Regions from separate parts of the Homo sapiens genome. Here region 2 is linked to region 1. Evidence: chromatin contacts called from ENCODE Hi-C data. All regions are on one chromosome and are shown on one strand. Each heading gives the region's core, a stretch centred on a gene start or an enhancer-like site at or near the end of the contact. The rest is flanking DNA. Distances are from core to core; before and after follow the strand shown. Region 1 holds the start of SLIT2 (slit guidance ligand 2). Region 2 overlaps LOC105374511 (a long non-coding RNA gene).

What was found. Hi-C counts contacts between places; a loop is a spot of excess contacts on that map. Pooled maps may share reads with other maps.
Region 2: a loop to region 1 is called in a map of PC-9, with 5 times the contacts of the local background. The contact joins the enhancer-like site here to the promoter of SLIT2 in region 1. A Hi-C loop is called at or near these places in 3 of 168 maps with a recorded cell type or tissue (MCF 10A, PC-9 and endothelial cell of umbilical vein) and 6 of 50 pooled maps.

Annotation. Positions count from the first base shown.
Region 1 is chr4:20,245,855-20,253,750 of GRCh38, reverse strand. It overlaps SLIT2 (slit guidance ligand 2), which reads right to left and starts at 1,846. Exons shown (of 37, transcript NM_004787.4): 1 at 1-1,846. RefSeq lists an enhancer at 1-730.
Region 2 is chr4:19,734,949-19,742,844 of GRCh38, reverse strand. The region is part of intron 2 of LOC105374511 (a long non-coding RNA gene); the gene reads right to left. Among named protein-coding and RNA genes, the nearest start is that of LINC02438, 280 kb to the right of the region's middle. Within about 2 kb of position 3,449, at least 9 of the 41 ENCODE cell types and tissues checked have a DNase peak (open chromatin) inside an H3K27ac peak, as active enhancers do; they include PC-9 and endothelial cell of umbilical vein, where a contact is called at or near this core.

The DNA.
Region 1 (7,896 bases), core at 597-3,096:
CCGCGCAGTGTCTGAGGCCCAGTGCCCGGCGGGGCTAGCAACCCAGAGTGCCAGGGAAAATGTGCACCAAATAATATGGAACAAGGCAGTAGAGCCCACTCAGGCACACGCCTCCCACCGCCCTCTCCACCCTCCTCTGGCAGAGCAGGAGCTCCTTGGGCAACTTTAGGTCCTGAGGATGAATCCGCCTGGCCAGGGCTGCAAGGAGACCCCAAGAGCAGCGGAGAGGAGATCACGCGTCTTCTGTCTCCCAAGGATGAACTTGGCGGTAAAAGAGCTGGGGCTTCCAACGGCTGCTAAGATGCAGGGGCCGGTTGTTGTGGGGAGGGCGGTCCTCTGATCCCACGCACGCTTCTGCAAATCCGATGCCAGTGGCGAAGGTACAAGACAGAAGAGGGGATCTCAATAGGTATTATGGCCCCGATCAAAGTGGGCTCCGGAAGCTAGAAGGCGCGGAAGCCCAGCGGGCCCGTAGCAGAGCGCGCGGGGCAACTGGGCATGGCGCGCGGGGGTGCACGGGGCGGACGCGCAGTTCTGGGGGCGCACGGCTCTGGACTCTGCTCACTCACGCGGCCTCTCCCTCGCCCTCGACTCCGCCGCAGCCTGGACCGGTCCTCGCGGTCTCCCGACAGCCAACGATGGTTTACAAACACACATGCACTTCGCTGAAGGATGTCTGGGCAATCCCGCCTCCCGCTCGGCGTCCTTGGCGACGCTCTGCACCAGGACCTGCCCCGAGGTCACGCAGAAAAGACAAAAGGGCAGTCGGGCCGCCGCAGCCGGGCAGAAATATCCACTAGTCAGCACTCCGGCGAGGAACTCCAAGAGGCCAAGTGGAGGATGAGAGCTGCTGCGAAGACTGAGTGGGGACTGACTGGGGGCGGACTTAAAAACCAGGCAGACCGGAAGGAGTGGAAAGGCAAAGGCCAAGGTTGGAGGTGTCAGCGTCCTGCTGGGGCGTACTGGAGAATGGCTCGGTGGCAGGTGGGCGGGTGGGATCCACTACTCCAGGCAGAGCCAGGCGGCAGCTGAATGGCAGTAGTGTGTGCGCGCGTGTCAACCCCGCTCGTCTCCCAGATAAGCCGCAGCTCCGCGGCAGACACCTGATGGCAAAGGTAGAAGAAACAAGAGCCGGGTTCCGGAGGGCGCAGAGCCACGGCCGGCCCCCGGCGGTCTCCCACTAGTGGTTCGTCCTTCTCAAAGTGCAGCAACTTTTCCCAGGCTTTGAATTCCGTCCCCCAAGGCCACAGTGGCGGTACCCCTGCCGGCGTGGCGACGCCGCCCGGCTCCTGGCGCTGCACCTGACGCGGCGGCCGCAGTCCCGGGTAGTCCTTCTCCTTCTAGCCCCTTCCCCTCTCCCGCTGCTTTCCTGGCCTCCCGCTCCAGGGAGCGAGGTCGGGGAGAGGGAGGGCGACGACTCAGAGCGGGGACTCGGTGGCTCTGCCGACTCCGGAGCCCCTGGCAAGTGTCTAAACAATAGGACGGACGCAGCAGCCCAAGTCTCGCTTGTCTGGAAGGAAGGTGGGTTGTTGTCGTAACTGGAGTTGTTCGCTGGGGCTGACTGGCGCTCAGCGTAGCCAAACAAAAACCCGGCCCGCGCCTCCGGAGCCGGCTGCGGGCCCCCGGCGCTCCCCTTTCTGCTCAGCACTCCCGCCGTGCCCAGAAAGCGCGGCAGCTTCGGCCTGCGCCTGGGCGCTTCGGCGCTCCCATGCCTCGCAGCTGCCTCCGCCTCCGCCGCCGCCGCCGCCGCCGCCTTCTTTTTTTTAACCACAGTCTGCGGCAGCCACCACCACCGCCGCCGCCAAGCTCCGCCGTCCGGGCGCTTCCCAAATAAATAACACCAAGTCCGAAGTTGAGCCGGCGCGGGCCTTATATAGCCGCCCGAGCCTCCGCCCCCTGACCCCGCCCCTCGAGGCCCAGGCCCGCCCCCTGGCTCCGCTCTGGGAGCCCGCACCTCGCTGGGGAGAGGGGAGAGGTGAGGCCGGGGCTGCCAGCGCTGGGCGGAGGCGGCGGCTGGCGGCGCGCGTTCCCGTGCGCCCTGGCTCGCCCCCTCGCTCCCACGCGCGGGCAAACTTGGCCCGAAGAAGGAGCCACCCGAGCCCCAGCCCCCAACTCCTTGGCCCCAGAGGTGACCTGGGCTCGGAGATAGTCGTTTGCAGTGGGAGAATGGGAAGAGGTCGGCTTTGAACGCGGCTCATAAATAAACAGCCCTGCCAGTGCCTCTCCTGCAGCTTTTGCCACGCGATCCTTAAGGGGGCTGCTCACTCTTTGCAGCGCAGCAAGAGACAGAGAGACAGAAACAGAGAAATTATGATTTAAATTTAAGAAAAATCCTACCGAAATAGATCTGCCTGCGCTTACAGACACACACGTGTATTTTGGGGAGCTGAAAAGTTCAGTTTTTGCAAGTTGGAAAACAGCATTTTCCAACCTTCTTGCTTGCCTTTCTATCTCCAAGCCACCCCCTTCCGTTTAACCCTTCCTTTGTAGACACACACTGAACCACACCGTGGTCAGTTGATGTCTTGGATATTCAATAGGCTCACAAAACTCTTAAGGGCTTGAACGTATCTGTGTGATTTTTTACTCTCTTATGAGAGAAAGGAGGGGAAAAAATAAATCCCTAGCAACGCACATTATACCAGAAGGTTTTCTTTATTTCAGGGCAGTTCTGGATATTTTTTTCCCCGCTATGTTTTGAAAGAGAATTTCCTTGTTTCATCTTGTCTCTTTAGTGTGACGTATGTCTGGCAACGGCTGCCTCTCTCGCCCCCCTTTCCCCCCCAGCAAGAGCCAATGTCACTGTAAGTTTGAAATGACATCTAAATGACTCTGCTCCTTCTCTTGGATTTAATATGCATCATATTGTTGTTCTTCCTCCCATTTCCACGTTAAGAAGCTTTCCCTGGAATTTGTGCAAGCCCCCGCCTAATACCAGCCTCATATTGTAGTAGTTATTTGTATAATTATTAGAAGCTTCCTTGAAAGCAAGACCTGTCCAACTCTTTGTATTTCCAGCATCTATGCCTGCCACATAATAGGTTTCCTCATAAGTAACCGATTTCTTTAACTCAAGAGTATGCTCAACCTAAAATCTCTGCAATATCCTCATTAACGTTTTTCCTGGTTAACATTTTCTAAGATGTCCTTTCATAATGGCTACCCCTACTTACCTCATTTTGCCTGCCTTGGAAAACGTAAGCCTTTTCGAGGACACGCCCAAAGGCAGGGTACCATCTGATAACTGAATTGGAACTCTTAGGATTACTCATTTTAATGCCACAGATTTATATTGCTCTATTCTTTTAAAACCTTCAAAAACATTTGACATTTATTAACTCATTTGTCCTTCTAGATTTTAGCTTAAAGGTCTGTTATGTAACTTCCTTGAGGAGGAGAAAAAAGAAGCCCTTGTCACATTTTCTTGTAAGGAAAATGAGATAAAGAACAAGTACCTGTCATTGAGGAAGGAGCTCCCCCAACCCTCAGTGAATTTTCCTTAGTGTGTACCAGTAAATTATGTGGTTAAATATGGTTGCTGATACATTAATTTATTTAATTTCACAACTTTAATATCTTGTCAGCAACAAGAGGTGTTTGTGTTCAACTTTGTGCACCACATAGAATTGTTGTTCCATATTTTAATTCCAAGAACATATCCTGCATTCCAAATATTTATAAATAATATTATTGATATTGTTGCATAAGTGAAATTCACAGACATAAGTTCAAGTTTCATTCTATCTCTGATCACTTTCTGTTTTGTGTAAAACCAAGGAGAAACTAACATACATAGCAACATGCCTACAGAAACATCTTTTTAAAATTTGAAGCCAATTTAAATAAGAAGCTATGTTCAGTGGATTTCATTCAGAAAAAAGAAAGACTGTAATTAATTCTTGAGAGGCATATCTTACTATTTTTTGCGTTATTAACTTTTTAGTTGATAAGGGGAATTTTATACATACATAAACAACCAGGTCTCCTGTCCTTTAACATATTACTGTATTATTCCATTAGTATTACTGCAGGATGTTTGTTGAAGGCCTTGCAGGCTTCAGAAACATTAACTTCTAGGTCTTAATTCTTTATGGATTATTTTGCTCCCATATGAATTTCTGAGTTTCTCTTTCACTGTTAAACCCAGCCTGAAGAAAGCCTTCTGTGGTGCCTCTTGTCACCACATGAGGTCTCCATAAATCCTGACCTGGATTAAGCAGAAGTGGAATCCACTATAGCCAATATCCGAGTCTCCTATTATCTTGCAAAAAAAAAAAAAAAATCCAGTTCGTACAATAATTTGGAAACAATGTAGACAATCACCTATGCAGCAAAGAAATAAAAAGCATCAGAATAATGTGTAGGTTATTAAATGTCTAATAAACTTTGCATTTTTTTGAAATAAAAAGGTTGTGAAGTTGGGTTATATGGGAAAAGGGAGGAAGAAAAGAGAATTTACGAAAAAGAGATAAAGAAGAGTAAAAATTATTGTTCTCTGTCTTTTTAAACAGAGGTAGGTAACAGTAATTGCATTGATCAAATTCATGAAACTTAATTCCTTGAATTTAACTGCCTTCATGTTACTATTTTCCATTGTTGCAATGTGTTCATTTTAATTATTTGATATTTCTTTCATTTAAATTATCTGATATTTCTCACAATATCTTTGTATTGGAAACGTAGACATGGAACCCTAATATAATGGAAATTAAGATTTAACCAAAATTTGTTTCAAGCCTACTAAATTCCAAGCTATTTGACAGAGTTACATCCACAGTGATGGTTGCTATTTCACTCCTTACAGTAGAGGATGTTGGTCTTCATGCAAGTCGCAGCTTATTAAATGGCAGAGCTAGAACCAGAACCTAAGTTCTCTGACCTCAATTCTCAATTGATTCTTCTTCACCCAACTGTTTATCTGTAGATCCACTGGAACTCGTGGGGATCAAGGAATCTATAGATCCTCAGGAATGATCACCCTCATACAGGAGATGGTCATGTCTCTGCACACACTCCTTAAGGGCATCTACAGGGAGCAGTAAAGAGCTAGAGTCCTCAGCACCAGCACTTCAAGGATACTGAAACCTGACCTGCTTCTGGACATAGCTTTGACTTTGAGATGATTCTCTAGGTGAGTGGTTCTCAGCATGTGGTCCCTGGACCAACAGCATCGTAATCGCCAGGACTGTAGTTGGAGATACAACTTCTCAGGCCCTAACTCAAACCCACAAAATCAGAAAATCTGGGAACAGAAGCCAGAAGGCTGTGTTCTCACAAGCCCTCCAAGAGATTTTGATGTTCACTAAAATTTGAGATCCATTACTCAAGAGCTGCTCTGTGTTTGTATCTGTGACACATTGGTACGGAGAATGAAGCAGCAAAGAATAATAGATAACAGCTGCTGAATTGTCTTCAGCTTCTCATTCCTGGGGGTTGACAATTGCACATTACTGATTACCTCTAGGGGGCACCAAAATATTTTGATGTACAGCTCCGCAGAGGCAATAAGACTTTAGTTTTATTTTCCAAGGAAATGGCCTTCAGAAGTGGAAAGGGCTTCCTAGTTATTACATCAGCAACCTGCCCGAATATGCCTCAACCCTTTAAAAAAATCTGTTATATTTATAGGGATTTTTTCCAGTTTAATACCACTTTTGTATGGATGCATTGATTCCTATTTCTCATGATTATTGTGAAAATTAAGATATTATTTTTCAATCTAACAGCACAGGGCCTGGCATAGAGCTAGGTGCTTATTAAATAAAGGGTATTTCATTATTACTTTTAATATCTGAAATTTTCTAAAATATTATATTTGTATTATGAGAATAGATAACATATTCCTTTAGTTATTACTATGATCCAATAACTTCTTGTATTGAGTCCTGGGAAGGGCTGGGCTGAGGGTGATACTTTACAAGAAGAACAAATCAACTTACAATAATCAAGCCCTGCTCAGACCTACAGTATCCCATGAACAAAAGAGTGGCGATAGATATAATTAGTTTTGTGCTATGTGTGTCACATAATATAAACTAATCTTTGAAGAGGTAAAGTTGGTTTCCCGCTGCCAGAATAACTGCTTGTTGATTATGCAGTGAAATTAAAGGGAGAAGTTCTAAACCTTGATCTGCTGATAAGTGGGAGTGCTTGGGTAGCTTTGGATATGCGGCTTAGCTCTCGCCTTAGTTTCCTCCTTTATACATTGTTGGGATTAGACCAGTTGAACCATAAATCCATCCTTCTGTTATTAGTAATAATATATTTATTAAGCAGTGTCTGTGTTCCAAACACTGGGCTGGTCACCTTATATATCTTAGCTTCTTTAATTTTCACAGCAATCCTCTGACTTGGATACTATTTTTATCCTTGATTTATAGTGAAGAAAATTGAGGTTTACAGGAATTCATTCAGTTCATGCAGCTAGCAAGCAGCAAAGTAGGCACTAGAATTCCAATTCAATCCCAAACTCTGTTTCACAAACATTGTAATACCCTACCTTTCAAATTCTATGATTTGAGTACACCAAGCAAAGACTTGTTCTATATAAAATGAAGACAAAGATGTATTGGGGGAGGAAAGAGTGCAGTGGTTTAAAGTGACATTTGAATATTAAATGTGTGAGATACTCCAGCAAGAACAAAAGAGAATATGCTGATAATAGAAAAATGATAGTGGGAAAAGTAAAGCAAAAGATAGTTAATACTCGATGCAGGTTAAAAATACATTAATATCAAAACACACAAACAAAAATACACGGTAAAAATTTTAATAGTTTTATGAGTTTCAAATTTTTAAATTGTCGATTTCCTTTAACCATTGAGGAGAAGGAAATACAGTTGTAAATGATTTTGAATGTCCTAATCTTTTGACTCTACGAAGTCTAATAATGTGCATCCTGGATTTTCACAGAAGAAAAGAAAAATCTTTCTGGGTTACTTGGAAGGAAAGGAAAGGAACCTCTCACACCTCCTGCAGGCTTCTTCTGCTAGATTGCAAAAGGTTGACCTTCGTCCTATAAGGTCATAGTATCAAGCTAAAATTACACAGAAAGGTACTCTAGTCTAATAGAAACTCAAAATAAATATTTTCAAATCCCAAAGCTAAATATTATATATTGTAGATAAAAATCAACTCTGATTAACAGAGGCAGTTCATAACCACTATTGGAAAAATATAGTTCAAAGTAAATGCCTCCCTGATGGCCAAAAAGCCATTTTCTCATACAAAGAGTCTCATTAGTATCTTAGTACAAGAAGTGGAAAACTTCTTCTGTCAAGAACCAGCTAGTAAGTAAGCACTTTAGGCTTCATAGGCCAATAGTCAAAAAAATCAAGACCATTATGTACATGCATAATCTATTAAAGAGAGAAAACACATTTCCACAAGTGTCTTACTGAAGTAATTAAAAACATAACAATTGTTTATAATTTTGGGGTCAGACATGTCTACTAATGAGAACTATGGAATTTGGAGGAGAAGGATAACATTTTATTTAATTAGGTTTCAAAGTAAGTGTTTCAAATGGATTGCAAAGTTTCGTATTTTATAAGCCATTTTTAGCTTTCTAACTATTCAAAAACATGCAATGGGTCCAATTTGGCCTGCTGCCTGTATTTTGTAGATCTCTGCCTTTGTCCAAAGATGTGATTATCAATGTACGAGGTCATAGTTTGCTAAGGGGTTATGTTAGTATTCAAAGGGATGCTGTAAAGATAAGAGTTCTGAGCTCCAAAGTGGCTGCTCTGTGACAAGCAGTAAAGGTCTTCCTCAGTATTATCTATCAGCTCTCCCTATTTCTTCAGCTCTGACGTGTAATTCTGCAAAAGCATTTAAAGAAAATTTAAATCCATTTCATTTTAATACAAAATAAATTAGTACAAGATATGCTGCATA
Region 2 (7,896 bases), core at 2,200-4,699, 510 kb after region 1:
CAGATGAGAGAACTGAGTTTCAGAGAGTTTGTCTAACTTCACCCCAGTTTCATAACTTAAAAGTAGCCCAGCGGTAATTCTCCCCAAATCATTTTTCCTTCATTCAGGATTTTTTGTTAATGTTTTCCCTGAAGTCTGTGATCTGAGCTAGTAGTATTATGTGATATTGAAATGATTTCTAAGAGAATCAAAATAAAGATTCAAGTTTAGTAGATTTTCTATTTATTATAATTTCTTATCAAAAAGTGTTTACCTTTATCATGTTTACTAGCATGGTCATTGAAGGCAGAGAGTGATGACGCAGCTCAAATACTCTCTAGGAAAGAGAGGCTCAGAGAATTTAAGGGATTTACGTCTGATCACATCACTTTTAATAGGAGACATGCTATTTAAAGTCAGAGCTCTGTCTCCAAAATCCACACTCTTTCCAAGAGACCTCAAGGTCACTTTACACAGGGCCCCCTTTTCGCATAGCAAGTTAATCACACTGAAGGAATAGAACAGCTTAGAGTACTAGCCATGAACTCTGTTCTCAGCTCGCTTCTGACTTTCACGTACTCTGCATTTCTCCAGGCCTGACCAGTCTTTGGCTATTTATGAGATATTAATTTCAGTACTGAACCCATATATTGCTGACTTTGGCCCTTGCTTGCTCACATAGTTCCCAGCAAAGTCTTCTCACTTGTGTTTGAGAGTCCAGTTCATGAGCTTGTGAACGTGTCTGTCATCAGGCGCACCTCCCAGAGTTTCTGTACTTAGTTCCCTTCCTTGCTGCAGCTCCCTTGTGAACACTCACTGCAGTGTGGATGTGAAGGCCCAGCACACTGTTACAGACGTGCTCTCGGCTGATGTTCCTTGTGGCTTCCCATATGCCACGGGACCACCCTCCCTCCTTCCAGGTTCTATTCTACAGGGAGAATACCCATGAGGGGCCAAACAGGAAACACATCATGAACTTGTTAATACTTTGATTGAAACATGCAGTTTTCACGCAAGGCTGAAGCGGTGGTCCCATCCATCATTCTGTTATTTAAAATACTGGATCCCCCAATGAAAGACTGATGTTATTATGCATTGAACTTTAAGTGGAGAAGTTTGAACAGAGAGAGCAGACCAGCAGGAAGCCATGGTCAGTCTGCTTAACACATGGAAAATGACTTCAAAATGACCACATTTTTCACTAAGAATGTGCAGTTCAAGACACACACACACACACACACACACACACACACACACGGAAAAACAAAGAATACACAGGAAGGTGTGGCCCACTGCGTTTGTGGTATAGAAATTGTACATAGTGGTAAACACAAACCAAGTGATGCCAGGCTCTCACCATTCCTATCCAGCAGATAACAGCCTTTTAATAAGGAAGACTTGCAAGAAAGGGGGTGATGAAGAAACAGAGACACTCTTGAAATATCCCTTCCTACAGAGGGTACAATTGCTGCTGAAAGGTTCTTCTTCAGGGAAACACGAGGACGTTGCCAGTGCCTCCAATGCACACATTGCCAATGTCCTGCAGGTCTTAAATGGCAGATGTAAAACTCTAATTTTCAACTAAATGGGGAGAATAGTCTTCTGTCCATTTGAGTGGTTATCACCCCTGCCCTGAAGCAGCATATATTTGTATTAAGTATCTTAAAGTGTCCTCTGTAAAAGGACTATTGGAGCCTCCTCTCCTTATGGCTTGGATCTAGTCCTCATGGCCAGGCAGAGGCCTGACGTAGTCATCAAGGTTTCCTTGCCTCCCCCAAGGGAGAGAATCATTGGTCTTCTCCTTCAATCCAAACGACTATGGACTACCTGCAAATCAGCTCATTCAAACAAAACCCTCCCAGTACTTCCCTTTGCCTGAAACCTGTGGTTATCAGAGCCTAACATCAGACAGAGATGAGCTTGTAGCCAGCGCTGGGATACTCTCTGTCTTCTCCAGGCTAGCAGTGTGTTCTGAATTCAGTCTTTCTCTGAATCTGGGAGTCTCTCCCTACTCTTCTTAGATCATCACTATTTTCCATTTCTCTTTGCTCCCTCCTTAATTCTGTTATGTCATTTACCATGCCCTCTGCCTTACTTGGGAAAAATGCATGCACAAACCCAAAATTGGAACAGTTTTCAAATCAGAAAATGCTATTTCTAGGGTGATTTGTCATCTTTAATTATTTACTTCAAAACCTATATAATACTCCTTCTACTCTTGCTTGCTTTGCTGGTTTACTGATTATTTATTATCCAGTACCTGCTATCTGCAGTCTCTGCAAAAGATGTTCAACATACACATAATGTAGCTCAGACCCTGCCCTCAAGACACTCACACTTAACTACAGACAATAGTCAACAAATATTTGAAATCAAGTATGATGGAATATATGACTGGGATATAAACCAAAGAACTAGTTAGTCAGCATATACTGAGTTCAAATTCCAGCTCTATTTTGTACATGTGATGCAATTTTTGGAAAATTATTTATACTCTCTGTGCCTCAGTCTCCTTACCTGTAAAATGGAGATACTGTTAGTACCTCCTCCATAGGGTTGTTGCTAGGATTAAGTGAGTTAATATATTAAAAGGGTCTTGTAATTTTGACTGGTCCAAAGTAAATGCAAAAAAAGCTTTGCTTTTATTAAATGGTGAAAAAAGTGGAGTGCGCGATAAAGTGAAATGGAGTAGGTGCTGCCCATGGATGTCTTTCCATAAAGAGGGACTATTCGAGTTGTGCTTTGAGAGAAGAGAAGATTTTGCCAAGTGGGTGAGGTGTGGAAGGCATGCCATTCAGAGGTGAGCATGTGCCAAAGGAGAAAATGTGAAAAGGCTCCTTTGAGCACCCTGCATAGAGGGATATGGCTGAAGTGTAGGGGAGATGGAAGGAAATTTTGGAAGGAAAGAAGTACGGAAAAGAGGCTGGGGCCAGATCTTAGAGGATTCACAGATGTCCTGGAAAGATGCTGGTATCTCACTCTATAGAAAACAGAATTTGAAGAGTGTTAAGCAGATTTGCTTTGTCAAACCATGACAGTGGTCTCAGGTAATGGTTTTTCCCTTTAAAAATAATGGGAGGGTAAAGAAGGTCACATATACATTTTCTTTCAAGGATTTTTTTTTCCCTTGAGGTGTGTCCATTTTCTTGTTTGAGGATTGACTCATGAAAGCCAGAAAATATCTGCCAATCATCTTGGGTTACATAAATGAACTGATTTTCTGGATATACTCATGTTTCAGATTGTTTTTCCTCTTCTCTCTCCAAAAATTCTGAGGGTTTCTCATCGAACTCTTTGCCTTGGTCATGTTTATTCTTCTACTTCCTTCTTGGCAAACATCCAAACCTCAGGGTAACCAGGAAGAGGCTAACAAGGTTTAGACATTATCCCTTCTGAAAAGCGACTCACAGATGAAAAGTATTTTTTCCTCCATTGGAATTATTATTCGACTAACATCGGATCCAGGATTTGTACTATTGAAAGTTACTAGAACTCTGTGGAAAACTGAGTGTGTGTAAGCCCTCTTTACCTTGCACAAAGTGGCGGTGTACTTGTGCCTGCAATGAGAACTTTCTCCCTCCCCAGTTCTCTGTTACTTGATCTTGTTATGTTTTTTCTTACCGTACAGAGACTGAGCACAAATTTGTGGGGCATGACTCATCATACACAATGCATCTCTCTGCTGTAATGCACCAGTGCTTCCACAACAACCAGGTTTTAGCGATATCAAATGCCATTACACAGTCAATGAAGTGTCAGAGAAACACAGTGGGATGACATTGTTCACAGGCAGATGGATCCCTGTTTTAGATAGCAGCCTCAGTCCTCAGGCCCAGGTGAGAGTGTCTGTGCCCTCCTTCATGCACACACGTGTTTGGCAGCAGAATTGTGGATGTCACATTCTTAATACATTTTCTTCTCTTTTTCCGCTGGCATTGAGTTCATATCTTTAAGGATTCATAGTTTTTTTTTTCTATTTTGAACTAGACTCATTTAATTTCTGTGAAACTTATCTCCTCCCACCTAACTCTGCTAAAAACAAAAGTTAACACAATAATTTATTTGTTTTTGTTAGATGTTTAAGGGTATGCACAAATCAGGGAGAAAAATTTTAGTGTCACTAGATATTGTATTTATAATGATGGCATGATCTTCCAAAAAGGGCCACGTCTTATTTTTCTACTAAGGAAAATATAGAACTGAATACATAGATACTCAATAGAGGTTTGATGAATGAGGAAATTAATTATTTCCCTGACTTTCTGGTTTATAAGGCAATCTACAGGTTAGTTGGCTAAACAGTCTATCCACCTCTAGGTCTGTAATACTCTTATCAAAGGGTCATCTAGCCTAGCTTGCATACTCTTAGAAACTTTGGCTCATTAACTCCCAGACACTAACCAGGATTTGGATAAATATGGTCATTATATAGTTCTTGCTTATATTAAAGTTCGAATGTCTCTGTTTTTTAATTATCAATCCAGACTATGTCTGTACTTTAGATAAATGATTAGCCTAAAAATCCAAGAGAGTTCTAAAATCCAGTTTTCTATCAGTGAAACAACCAAAGTGATCCACACTGTAGCAATGCAATATCAGTATTTCATTTAGTGAGCACTTATTCTCATACCTTTTCATTTGTGATTACCTATTATCTGTTAACAATTTGGAATTTATCTCTTCAGAATGTGAAATGTCTTTCTCCTGTTCTCAAATTTTTCTTCTGGATATTGCATAAATGTATTATAATGTCTTAGCTTTCTTTTCAGAATAGCAGTTTTATGTTTTCTACATAAGGAATGTGATTCATATTTTTCAGCATCTAACATCTCTATGAGAGCATGATGGTACATACATTTTTCTGGATTTTTATTGATTTTAATTGGACTGGCAAGCAAAGAGAAGCAGCAGAATCTAGGTGTTAAAGCCTGGTTCCATCTCTCTAAGTTAGAAGCCTGGTTCTGCCTCTATCTGTGAGAACTTAAGTAATTCCTTTTACTTCTTTATGCCTGCATTCTCTAATTTATGAAATCATTGATCTAAATAATGAAGAGCGAGAATTTCTCAAAGAAAATGTTGTTTATTTGGGAATAGGTGTTACAATGGGAACACTGGTGTCATAGTAAACTATGTGTGTATTCAGGGAGGTAAAGGAAAACAAAGGTTTTTTCAGGAAAAATAGAGTATTACCTAATTGTTTTGAGATAATTATCCTTGGTGGCAAGGAACAAAAAAAAAGGTGGCATCAGTCCAAAGTTGGACTAGCAGTTGCTGAGCAGTTTTTTGGTGTGTAAGGTAGTGATGGCCTTTGTGCAAGGTTGTGGTTTTTGTAGTCTTTTGTGATTGTTTTTGTTACTAGGCATTCATGCATGATAATCCTTCATGGCCTTCTCTGGCTCTGTTTTTTGGGTTTTTGTTTTGTATTGCTGTTAACACAAGTGAATTTATTTTGACTCTGACAACTTCCACAAAATGTTTAAAATACTAAAACTACCAGGGCCATATTGTGAGTATGAAACAATTTAATTGCCATGAAGTGCTTTTAAGAGTAACTATTTCAAACTAAGCAGTTGATAATGGTAAGCTGTTCTTTAGAGCTTGGCTAAAATCTCTGTCTGTGATCCATAATTTGTATTTCTCTCCACAATTCTGCAATGTCCAGATGAGTATTACTAGCAGGCATCACAAGATAACAATCTTTTTCTGAAAATCTCTATTCAGATCCACACATCAACAGGACTTCTTGCCTCCAATCACAGGATCCAGGGTTTTTTGGTTTTGTTTTGTTTTTTTTATAAAGACAGCTTTGCGGAGGACTAGCAAAGGGTCTTTATTCCAAATTATCTCCTCTAATGACTAAGTTGGAGGCCCTGGTAAAAATGTTCACTGTAATAAGTTATAAAACTAACATTTACGGATCATTTACTATTTGCACAATACTAAAGCATGATTCTAAGTATTTTACATGTGCAAACTTTCTTAATCTAACTTTTTTTTTTGAGATAAGGTCTCATTCTGTCACTCAGGCTGGAGTGCAGTGGTGCCATCAAGGCTCACTGTAGCCTCTACCTCCCAGGCTTAAGTGATCCTCCCTCCTTAGCCTCCTGAGTAGCTAGGACTACAGACATGCACCACCACACCTAGCTAAATCTTTTATTTTTTAGTAGAGACAGGGTGTATTAGTTCGTTCTTACACTTCTAATAAAGACCTACCTGAGACTTGGTAATTTATAAAGAAAAGAAGTTCAATTTACTCACAGTTCTACATGGCTTGGGGGGCCTCACAATCATGGCTGAAGGCAAATTGAGGAGCCAAGTCACGTCTTACATGGCAGCAGGTGAGAGAGCTTGTGTAGGAGAACTCCCCTTTATAAAACCATCAGATCTAGTGAGATGTATTCATTATCACTAGGACAGTACAGGAAAGATCCGCCCCCATGAATCAATTACCTCTCACCGGGTCCTTCCCAGAACACGTAGGAATTATGGGAGCTACAATTCAAGATTTGGGTAGGGACACAGCCAAATCATATCACAGGTTTTCATCGTGTTGCCCAGGCTAATCTAGAACTGTTGGGCTCAAGGGGTCTGCTCACCTCAGCCTCCCAAAGTGCTAGAATTACAGGTGTGAGCCACCATTCCAGGCCTGTTTTTTTCTTTTTGTTTTTTTAATTTTTTGGAGACAGTCTCACTGTGCTGTGTCACCTAGGCTGGAGTGCAGTGGTGCAAACTTGGCTCACTGCAACCTCTGCCTCCCAGGTTCAAGTGATTCTCATGCCTCAGCGTCCCAAGTAGCTGAGATTACAGGCATGCATCACCACACCTGGCTAATTTTTGTACTTTTAGTAGACAGGTTCTTGGAGTTTCACCATGTTGCCAGGCTGGTCTCAAACTTCTAGCCTCAAGTGATCCTCCTGCCTCGGCCTCCCAAAGTGCTGGGATTACAGGCATGAGCCACTGTGCCTGGCCTCAAATTGTATTCTTAGACAACCCAGTGAGTTAGCTAATATTATTCCTACTTAATGAATACATAGAATATTTATAGAGAGGCTAAGTAGGTTACCTAAAGTATAATGTTGGTAAAAGTTGGAGATTGGATTTGAACTAGGCAGGCTGATTTCAGAGCTTGAGTTCTTAAACACTCAATTTTTCTGCTTCCTTCTCATATCCAAAAACTTAGGTTATCATCCAATGAAAATAAAAACAGATTTGTTTGTTTCACAACTGTATGCCCTAGGATTTTTCCAGTGTCTGGCACATAGCAGATTCTCTGTAAATACTTAGTGAATTAACGAGCATGCCACACCTCAAGCTCTTTGAATTATTTTATCAGATTAGGTACTTGATAGGTAGAATGGAGGAAAATAATTGAATAAATTTTGAAGTGGATCTAATAAAGATCAGAGAGGAAGATAAAATCTTGAATTTATTGAAATCCTATGGTGATATAATGACACTTGACACTTCTCTATTTGTTATTTTTTAATCATTAACAATTTATGAAATAAGGAATAGTGTCTTTTATTTATACCATGTCAGTTCTTTATTTTCCTTGACTTATTTTTCTCCCTAATAAGAATAAGAGTAAAACAAAACTGTGTACTCTGGTTTAAGTCTGAGAATTACAACAGGGTCAATTGCATCAGACTCTGTGTGACTGGATAACAAGAATAACAGAAGCACTAATAAGCCAGGCAGCTATCAAAATGTCACAAACCAATTTAACAACAAAGCTAAAGTGAACATGAGTTTGCCCCAGGTCACTGATATTTACAGCATGCAAAAACATATAGTTAGTTATCTAAAATATTATGCAAAGTTCCTGAATCCCCTTCTATCTTATTACATATCTCCTTTCACTTTCTCCTTTTCCTCTCCAGTCCCGATGGGTAACTCACCCCTATCTTGGATAAGAGC